Regions from separate parts of the Homo sapiens genome. Here region 2 is linked to region 1. Evidence: read pairs that join two places in POLR2A ChIA-PET (ENCODE). Cell type or tissue: PC-9. All regions are shown on one strand. Region 1 has its middle 3.7 kb from the start of NASP. Region 2 overlaps TESK2 (testis associated actin remodelling kinase 2).

Region 1 (5,000 bases):
CAACATGGTGAAACCCCGTCTCTACTAAAAATACGAAAATTAGCCAGGTGTGGTGGCAGGCTCCTGTAATCCCAGCTACTCGGGAGGCTAAGGCAGGAGAATCACTTGAACCCGGGAGGCAAAGGTTGCAGTGAGCCGAGATCTCGCCACTGCACTGCAGCCTGGGCAACAGAGCGAGACTCCGTCTCAAAAAAAAAAAAAAGGGGAAGCTGTGACTTGTTCAGAAAGTTGCAAGACAAATCAGTTATGGAAAGCAGTGTGCCTCATTTCCTGCAAATGGCTGAGTGAAAAATAACTGGCAGGCTAAAAAGCTGCAATTCCTCACACCTGGAGTATCATCCATTCCTTTTCACCATGGCCCAGTCTACGCTGATCGGAGTAGGGGTTTTTATTTCCCTTTAGGTTCCAGCATATTGGGAAAGATTCCTGGAGAGGATTCTTATTCCAATCTGTCAAGGCTCGAAGAGGTTGAAATCTTTGGGGCTAGAGAGCTGGACGTGAAAATGCCAATTCCTATGGCAAACATACATGGGCTCTTCCATTATTAGCTAGGTGACGTGAGCCAGGTCACGTAACCCGGATTGTAATCGAGTAGCTGGGATTAAGGTTAAGTGTAAAATGAAGACATATTAGTAGCCACCGCTTAAGGACATTGTGAGAATTACAGGTAATTAGCACTGTGTAGAATTCACGCTAAGCACTCATTGAATGGCTACCACAGTCTGATGATGTGGTAAATGGAGGGTGTTGGGAGGGGAGATCTCTCCAAAGTCCTTGCAGCCAGGGCTAGGGCCTGAGAAAACCTCTGCAATTACTGGTGTGACCGATTCATCCATTAAATTAATATTCACTGAGCAACTTTGAGGTACAAGACTTTGTACTAGGTTCTGGGGACAAAAGACATGGACTCTACCTTGAGGAACTCAGAGAAATATATTTTAAAATATATTTTAGGCTGGGCGTGGTAGCAGGTGCCTGTTATCCCAGCACTTTGGGAGGCTGAGGCAGGCGGATCACTTGAAGTCAGGAGTTCGAGACCAGCTTAGCGAACATAGTGAAACACCATCTCTACTAAAAATACAAAAATTAGCCGGGAGTGGTGGCAGGCTCCTGTAATCCCAGCTACTTGGGAGGCTGAGGCAAGAGACCCACTTGAACCCAGGAGTTGGAGGTTGCAGTGAGCTGAGATTGCACTACTACACTCCAGCCTGGGCGATGGTGAGTCTCCATCTCAAAAAAAAATAAATAGCTGGATGCAGGCCGGGCGCGGTGGCTCACTCCTGTAATCCCAGCACTTTGGGAGGCCGAGGCGGGCAGATCACCTGAGGTCAGGAGTTTGAGACCAGCCTGGATCCCCTGGTGAAACCCCATCTCTACTAAAAATACAAAAATTAGGCAGGCGTGGTGGCAGGCGCCTGAAATCTCAGCTACTTCGGGAGGCTGAGGCAGGAGAATCGCTTGAACCTGGGAGGCAGTTTGCAGTGAGCCGACATCGTGCAACTGCACTCCAGCCTGGCAACAGAGCGAGACTTCATCTCAAAAAATAAATAAATAAAATAAAATGAATAGCTGGGCACAGTGGCTCACGCCTGTAATCCCAACACTTTGGGAGGCCAAGGCGGGTGCATCACACGGTCAGGAGATCAAGACCATCCTAGCCAACATGGTAAAAACCCATCTCTACTAAAAATTCAAAAATTAGCCGGACATGGTGGTGGGGGCCTGTAGTCCCAGCTACTCAGGAGGCTGAGGCAGGAGAATCACTTAAACCCAGGAGGTGGAGGTTGCAGTGAGCTGAGATCGCACCACTGTACTCCAGCCTGGGTGACAGAGTGAGACTCTGTCTCAAAAATAAATAAATAATAAATAAATAAAAATAAGGCCAGGCAGGGTGGCTCACGCCTGTAATCCCAGCACTTTGAGAGGCCGAGGCAGGCAGATCACCTGAGGTCAGGAGTTTGAGACCAGCCTGGCCAACATGGTGAAACCCCGTCTCTACTAAAAGTACAAAAATTAGCCGGGCATGGTGGTGGGCGCCTATAATCCTAGCTACTCAGGAGGCTAAGGCAGGAGAATCGCTTGAACCTAGGAGGCGGAGGTTGCAGTGAGTCGAGATTGCACCACTGCACTCCAGCCTGGGCAACAGAGTGAGATTCCATCTCAAAAAAACAAAAAATAAAAATTTTAAAAAATAAGTATATTTTAAATCCATGTACTTTTTAAATTTTTTTTGAGACAGAGTCTCACTCTGTCGCCCAGGCTGGAGTGTGCTGTCATGATCTCAGCTCACTGCAATCTCCACCTCCTGGGTTCAAGTGATTATCCTGCCTCAGCCTCCTGAGTAGCTAGCATTACAGGCGAGCACCACCGTGCACAGCTAATTTTTGTAGTTTTCGTAGAGATGGGGTTTCACCACGTTGGCCAGGCTGGTCTTGAACTCCCGACCTCAGCTGATCCACCCACCTTGGCCTCCCAAAGTGCTAGGATTACAGGCATAAGCCACCATGCCCGGCCTGTTTTCCTCATGTAACCCCAGGAATTAAAAGTCCTCAAAGGCCAATGGTCCAAATAGGAGATTGGCAAATGAAGGATCTTGTGGGGGCTGGGTTTTCTTCTGCCTGTCCGTGGAGTTATATACGTGTTGTGTGTGACGTCTATAGAAATAGCTCTAATTAATTGGCCTAAAGGAAGATAAGCACTTGGATCAAATATTTATTAAAGGGAAGATAGGCTGGGTGTGGTGGCTCACGCCTGTAATCCCAGCACTTTGGGAAGCCAAGGCGGGCGGATCACCTGAAGTCAGGAGTTCGAGACCAGCCTGACCAACATGGACATACCCCATCTCTACTAAAAATACAAAATTAGCCAGGCTTGGTGGCCCATGCCTGTAATCCCAGCTACTTGGGAAGCTGAGGCAGGAGACTCAGTTGAACCTGGGAGGTGGAGGTTGCGGTGAGCTGAGATTGTGCCATTGCACTCAAGCCTGGATAACAAGAGCGAAACTCCATCTCAAAAAAAATAAAAGGAAAGATAAAACCTGTGATACTTTTCAGTTCACCTGACTTTAATCTTTGAGAAATGAAAACAGCCTTAAAGATTATTGGTAAAAAGCCAATGTCATCAAAATATAAATAAGTGGACTGGGCCGAGTGCAGTGGCTCACGCCTGTAATCCCAGCACTTTGGGAGGCTGAGGTGAGCGGATTGCCTGAGCTCAGGAGTTCAAGACCAGCCTGGGCATCAGGGTGAAACCCCATCTCTACTAAAATACAAAAAATTAGCTGGGCATGGTGGCGTGCTCCTGTAGTCCCAGCTACTTAGGAGGCTGAGGCAGGAGAATTGCTTGAATCCAGGAGGCAGAGGTTGCAGTGAGTCGAGATCGTGCCACTGCACTGCATCCTGGGCAACAAAGCAAAACTTTGTCTTAAAAAAAAAAAAAATAGTTGGACTAAATTATGCAGGTCAGATACCAGGTTGGCTAAATGTTTTATGGTTATAAACTGCTTTTTGGTCTCTACTAAAAATACAAAAATTAGCTTGGCATTGTGGCAGGCACCTGTAGTCCCAGCTACTCGGGACTCTGAGACACAAGAATTGCTTGAACCGTGAGACAGAGGTTGCAGTGAGCTGGAATCATGCCACTGCACTCTAGCCTGGGTGATAGAGTGAGACTCCATCTCCATCTCAAAAAAAAAAAAATTAATCTTGCAAAGAAATTATCTGTGTGAACATATTGACTAAATTCAAAAGTGTATTGTATGATTTTTCTGTAAATTGAACATTGAAATAAAAGCACAATAAGGTACTCTTAAGGCACTAATCTGCTCTTTGGCAAAATTTGTAAAGGCTTATAAAAGGTTTTTTTTTTTTCTTTTTATGTTTCTGAGTCATTATTTTGGCAAAATAAATAATTTATTGTAATCTGGAATTCTATTTTAAGTGTTTCAAACCTCTAACATATTTAACAGGCTTTCCAAAATAAAACTTCAGTTTCAAAATTGTCTTTCCTGACACCTGGCTTTTCGAATACTTCAGAAGGGCCCCTAGAGTGTCCAGAAAAGAGAGCTAAACAGGATTATTTGAAACATTTAGGTACTTGATACTGTGTTCAATCTTCTTTAGGTTACATTTTGGTGAATAATACATGTTCCAAAATTGTATGGAATTTCTAAAATTCTAATGTCTGAGTATATGCTATCAATCATAATTAAGGTTGTTAAGTTTTTGTAAACCACGGAGATAATCAAACTTCTTTGTCAATTGTGCTTCTAACTGTAACTACACTGAACATTTTGTTATTCACAGACAATTGTTGTTTCGTTTTAATCCTTTTCAAAACAAGGTTTATAATAAGCTATAGAACTTTGACAGGTGCTCTCAAATACAGGTTTCTGATAACTTTGGAGATTGTGACATTGGAATAAAGGAAAAACGTACAGGACTCATGAAGAGCTAAAATGTTCACAAATATCAAGTAAAACAAGAGTTAACTGAATGTACTCAAGAAACTGAAGCAAACTTTTTAACTTTTGCTTGGAATATTGCTGATCCTTATTTTGTTTTTCAGAGTCAAGGAAACTTACTTTGAGCTATTTATGTCCTTTAATAAATTGAGTAAGGTATCCTCTTTTTTTTTTTTTTTTTGAGATGGAGTCTCGCTCTGTCTCCCAGGCTGGAGTGCAGTGGCACAATCTCAGCTCACTGCAAGCTCCGCCTCCCAGGTTCACACTGTTCTCCTGCCTCAGCCTCCCGAGTAGCTGGGACTACAGGCACCCGCCACCAGGCCTGGCTATTTTTTTTGTATTTTCAGTAGAGACGGGGTTTCACTGTGTTAGCCAGGATGGTCTCAATCTCCTGACCTTGTGATCCGCCAGCCTCGGCCTCCCAAAGTGCTGGGATTACAGGCATGAGGAGTAAGGTATACTCTTCTGAACAAAATCTGGAGCATGTTTTTTTTTTGTTTTGTTTTGTTTTGTTTTGTTTTTGAGACGAAGTCTCGCT
Region 2 (5,000 bases), 140 kb after region 1:
GTACAGCTTGGTAAATGTGTTTGTGTTTTAAGCTAAGTGTTACTGTGAAAGAAGCAATTATATTTTTAAATTTCATTTTTTGTTGTTTTTGAGATAGACCTCACTCAGTCACCTAGTCTGGAGTGCAGTGGCACTATCTTGGCTCACTGCAGCCTTGAACTCCTGGGCTCAGGAGATCTTCTTGCTTCAGCCTCCTGAGTATCTGGGACTACTAGCATATTACCGTGCCTGGCTAATTTTTAAAATTATTTGTAGAGTTGAGGTCTCACTATGTTGCCCAGGCTGGTCTCTAACTCCTGGGCTTACATGATCCCCCTACCTTGGCTTCCCAAAGTACTGGGATTATAGGTGTGAACAACTGTACCTGGCTGAGGCCCCATTTTAAAAAATCACACTTAACACAAATTTATGTTTTCTTTCAAAGGATACCCCTTCTTTCTTTTTTAAACTAGCTGTTGTTTACTGATAAATGGAAAGCTTAAAAAATGGATTATGGAGGCAGGGGTATTTGGTTTTGCCCTGTACCTGCCTTAGGGAAGTTTGACTTTGTATATTTGCCAAGCCTGCTGATAGCTTTACCCTGGGCAGAACCTGACAGTCAAATAATTACTCTTTGATTGTACTGATTACCTACTGTTTGTATGCATTTTATAGTTCATTGTTTTCTAATTCTATCTTCGGTTACTTTCTTTTGCCTACTTTCTTGGTCCTATTTTTTTGTTCTTTCTCTAGGATCTGGAATGTTATTCTTATCTCAGTTTTTCCTAATATTTCATATTTTCTAATATATGCATTTAAGCTTTAATGTTTCCTCTTTTTTATTTTTATTTAAAATTTTTTTAGAGACGACAGGGTCTCTTTCTGTTGCCCAGGCTGGAGTGCAGTAGTACGATCATAGCTCCCTGGTGCTTCCAGCTCCTTGGCTCAAGGGATCCTCCTGCCTCAGCCTCCTGAGTAGCTAGGCCTACAGATGTGCAACAATATACCCAGCTAATTTTTTTGACTTTTTTGTAGAGATGGAGTCTCACTATGTTGCCCATGCTGGTTCAAACTCCTGGCCTCAAGTGATCCGCCTACCTTGGATATCTTGAGCTATCCTGGGCAGAATAGTGAGACCCTGTCTAAAAAAAAAAAAAAGGAAGTTTTTTTTCTTCTATGCTTTGAAACAGCTTAAGTGGTATTAAAATGATTTATTTCTTAAATATTTGGTAGAATTCCACTGTGAAATTCTGTGCCAAGTACTTGGAAAACTTTTCCTATTCTTCTAGGATAATTGGTCTACTTAAGTTTTTGTTTCTCCTGAGGACAATTTTTGTAAATTATATTTTACTAGAAAATTATAATTTCTTACAACTTTTCTAATATACTTGCAAAGAGCTGAGTAAAATTTGACCTTTAAAATTTTTTTTGTTATATACTTTTCAGATTAGTTGCAACTCTTAGAGTGTAGATCATAAGTCCTGCTATTAATTGTGTTTACTGGTACTTCTTCATGGTTTATTTATTTCTTGGAGACAGGGTCTTGCTCTGTCACCTAGTTTGCAGTGTGGTGATGTGATCATGGCTTAGTGTGGCCTTGACTTCCTGGGCTCAGGTGACCTTCCTGCCTCAGCCTCCCAAGTATCTGGGATCACAGGTGCATGCTGCCATGCCCACTGATTTTTTTTTTTTTTTTTTTTTTGGTAGAGACAGGGTCTCATTATGTTGCCCAGGCTGGTCTTGAATTCCTGGCCTCAAGTGATCCTCCCACCTCAGCCTCCCAAAGTGTTGGGATTACAAGTGTGAGCCACTGCACCTGGTCGTGGCTTTTTGTTTCTACTTTGAGTTTTAATTTTTTATTGAAAGCCCATCTTCAAGGGTAGATGTTTTTGTAATTGTCCAACTGGTTCTTCTTACCCATTTCCCAGAAAAGCCAATAAATTGAGAACAGCAGGAGTTGCAGCAGAGAAATAATTTAATAATCACAGAGCAAGCCAAGCAATGAGAATGAGAGCTATTTCTCAAGTCTATCTCCCCAAGAATTTAGAGGCTAGGGTTTTTCGAGGATAGTTTGGCAGGCAGGGGGCTAGGGATTGGGGAGTGCTGATTGGTTGGGTCAAGGTTGAGATCATAGTGGGTTGAAACTGCCTTCTTTCACTGAGTTAGTTACTAGATGGTGGTGGTTGGGGGTGTCACAAGACCAGTCAAGCTGGTTTCTCGTTATAGGTTGCCAATCCAGGTGGTGCCATCTGATGCATCAGAATGCAAGGTCCGAAAAATACTCAAACACCAGTCTTAGGTTTTGCAATAGTGATGTTATCTGTAGGAGCAATTGGGGAAGTTACAAATCTTGTGACCTCTGGCTGCATGACCCCTGAACCATAATTCTAACTGTGTGGCCAGTCTGTTAGTTTTATAAAGGCAGTTTCATCCCCAAGCAAGCAGGGGGTTAGTTTCCTGAAGGGACTGTTATCATCTTTGTTTTAAAGTTAAACCATGAGCTAAATTCCTCCCATAGTTAGCTTGGCTTATGCCCGGATATGGACAGGGACAGTTTAGCTTATGTGGTTAGAAGCAAGATGGAGTCAGCGATGTTAGATTTCTCTTACTGTTACAATTTTGCAAAAGCGGTTTCATTTTCCCTGGGAGTTATTTTATTCTAGGTTGTGGATATGTTCCAATATGGTGAACTAACTTTTGCCTCTGCTGGGGTCAAATAGATTCTGGATGTGAACCTAAATGCTTTATTTTTATTTATTGGCTCAGTCTTTCTGTACAGTGTGTGTGGTTCAAATCTGAATCCTAAACCTGAATCTCATAGTTGGCTGTTATTCCTCATTTGAGGCAATAGGGATAGCATTATCCCACTATGAATGCCTATTACAAAATAGAAGAAAGCTAGTTAAATGTATTTTGTGGTATTTTAGAAAGTAATTGTTTAATTTTATGGTGAAAACATTATCAATGGGAAAGGGGGGAATAGGTCTGTTTATTTTTGGTTGCATATAATATAGTCTGATACAGTATTTGGTAAACTACAGCCCTTGGACCAAAGTTTTAGAAATAAAGTTTTATTGGAACACATCTGTACTCATCGAGTACTTTGTAACAGAGACCATATGGCCCTCAAAGCCTTTTTTTTTTTTTTTTAATAGAGTCTCATTTTGTCACACAGGCTGGAGTGCAGTAGCATGATCATAACTCACTGTAACTTTGAACTCCTGAGCTCAAGGGATCCTCCCATCTTAGCTTCACAAGTAGATAGGACTGCAGGCATGTGCCACCACACCCGGCTAATTTTTAAATTTTTTTGTAGAGATAGTGTATCGCTATGTTGCCTAGGCTGGTGTCAAACTCCTGCCTCAAGCAATCCTCCCACCTTGGCCTCTCAAAGCATTGAGATTACGGGCATGAGCCACTGTACCTGGCCTTCAAAGCCTAAGATATTTACTGTTTTACCCTTTACAGAAAAAATTGCCGACTCCTGATCTAATAGCTGTAGTGCACCGGTAGGTGATGTTTAGTTTTATCTTTGATTACAAAGTACAGATGATTATCGAGCTTTAAAGGTCAGGTTAAATAAAAAGTATATCAGTGGTGATAAAAGGAAATATTTGACTTCTAGTGCAGGTAACTTAAGGACTTTTAGTTGTCCTAGATAGCAAAATAAAGATTGGTTGATGGATTACTTTACAATTAGAGTGTGGATTTATGTAGTTTATTTGTATGCCTTTTTTTTTTTTTTTTTTTTTTTTTTTGCGATGGATCTCGCTCTGCCACCCAGGCTGGAGTACAGTGGCGTGATCTTAACTCACTGCAAACTCCACCTTCCGGGTTCAAGCGATTATCCTGCCTCAGCCTCTCGAGTAGCTGGGACCACAGGCATGCACCACATGTTCGGCTAATTTTTTTTTTGTATTTTTTAGTAGAGATGGGGTTTTGCCATGTTGGCCAGGCTGGTCTCAAACTCTTGACCTCAAGCGATCCTCCTGCCTTGGTCTCCCAAAGTGTTGGGATTACAGGCATGAACCACCATGCCCGGCCAGTTTATTTGTCTTCCTTTAAAATAATTTAGTTTTGGAATTTAGGATCATCTGGTCATCCTTAAAAATAGACCTTAGTTGGCCGGGCACAGTGGTTCACGCCAGGTCTCAAGTGATCCCCCCACCTTGGCCACACAAAGTGCTGAGATTACAGAAAATCTCCTCTTTTAAGTGTGTTTAGCTTCTTAGAAATAATGAAAGTAGGCCGGATATGTTGGCTTACTCCTGTAATCCCAGAACTTTGCCAAGAAAGGCAGATCACCTGCGCTCAGGAGTTCAAGACCAGCCTGGCCAACATACTGAAACCCCGTCATTACTAAAAATACTAAAATTAGCCAGGTGCGATGGCACATGCCTGTAGTCCCAGCTACTTGGGAGGCTGAGGCAGGAGAATTGCTTGAACCCAGGAGGTGGAGGTTGCAGTAAGCCGAGATCACGCCACTGCACTCCAGCCTGGGTGATAGAGAGAGACTGTCTCAAAAAGAAAAAAGAAAATTGGAACGATTTGGATGTTAGTGAAATTTATTTAGGGAAGAACTGAAGTATGTGGAAGTGGAAGTGGCACATGTGTGTGCAGTTGTGAAAATAAAAGCAAATGGAATAATTGTGCCAGCTTCTACCCTCTAGTAAGTGGAAAAGCTTTTCAGCTGCAGCGTAGCAGTGGCCGACAACCTGTTTAATGTTTCAAATTAAGAGTGCTTCTGTTGAGGATGTCAAAAAGAAAAAAGAGTGGTTCTGTTGGGATACAGTAAAAGGCTCTTGCTTTCTTTTTATAATAGTCCTAGTTTTGTTTGGGAGTATAATTGGAAACTTCCTAGAAAGTCTCCTTCCTTGAAATCTTGTAAGAAAATGATTGTTCTAGTCTCATGAGATAATTCAAGTACACGTCATTACCCATGATGTAAGTCTGTTGGTATGTATTGTGAAAACTATAAAACCTGGAATCCCATCCCACAGCAAAGTATCAATGTAAATTTA

What was found. Peaks named below come from ENCODE experiments on the same cell type or tissue, not always from the same donor. Only the 100,000 strongest peaks of a DNase experiment are listed, where the experiment ranks them.
Region 2: POLR2A ChIA-PET joins it to region 1 with 5 read pairs; 3 of 35 experiments call an interaction of 5 or more read pairs at or near these places.

What each region holds. Positions count from the first base shown.
Region 1 is chr1:45,577,877-45,582,876 of GRCh38, reverse strand. No RefSeq gene overlaps it. Among named protein-coding and RNA genes, the nearest start is that of NASP, 3.7 kb to the left of the region's middle. RefSeq lists an enhancer at 171-220. In PC-9, no CTCF peak of the experiment used is centred here; no DNase peak of the experiment used is centred here.
Region 2 is chr1:45,442,306-45,447,305 of GRCh38, reverse strand. The region is part of intron 2 of TESK2 (testis associated actin remodelling kinase 2); the gene reads left to right. Among named protein-coding and RNA genes, the nearest start is that of TESK2, 46 kb to the left of the region's middle. RefSeq lists a silencer at 3,641-3,870. In PC-9, no CTCF peak of the experiment used is centred here; DNase peaks (open chromatin) are centred at 2,285 and 4,935; H3K27ac peaks cover 898 bases.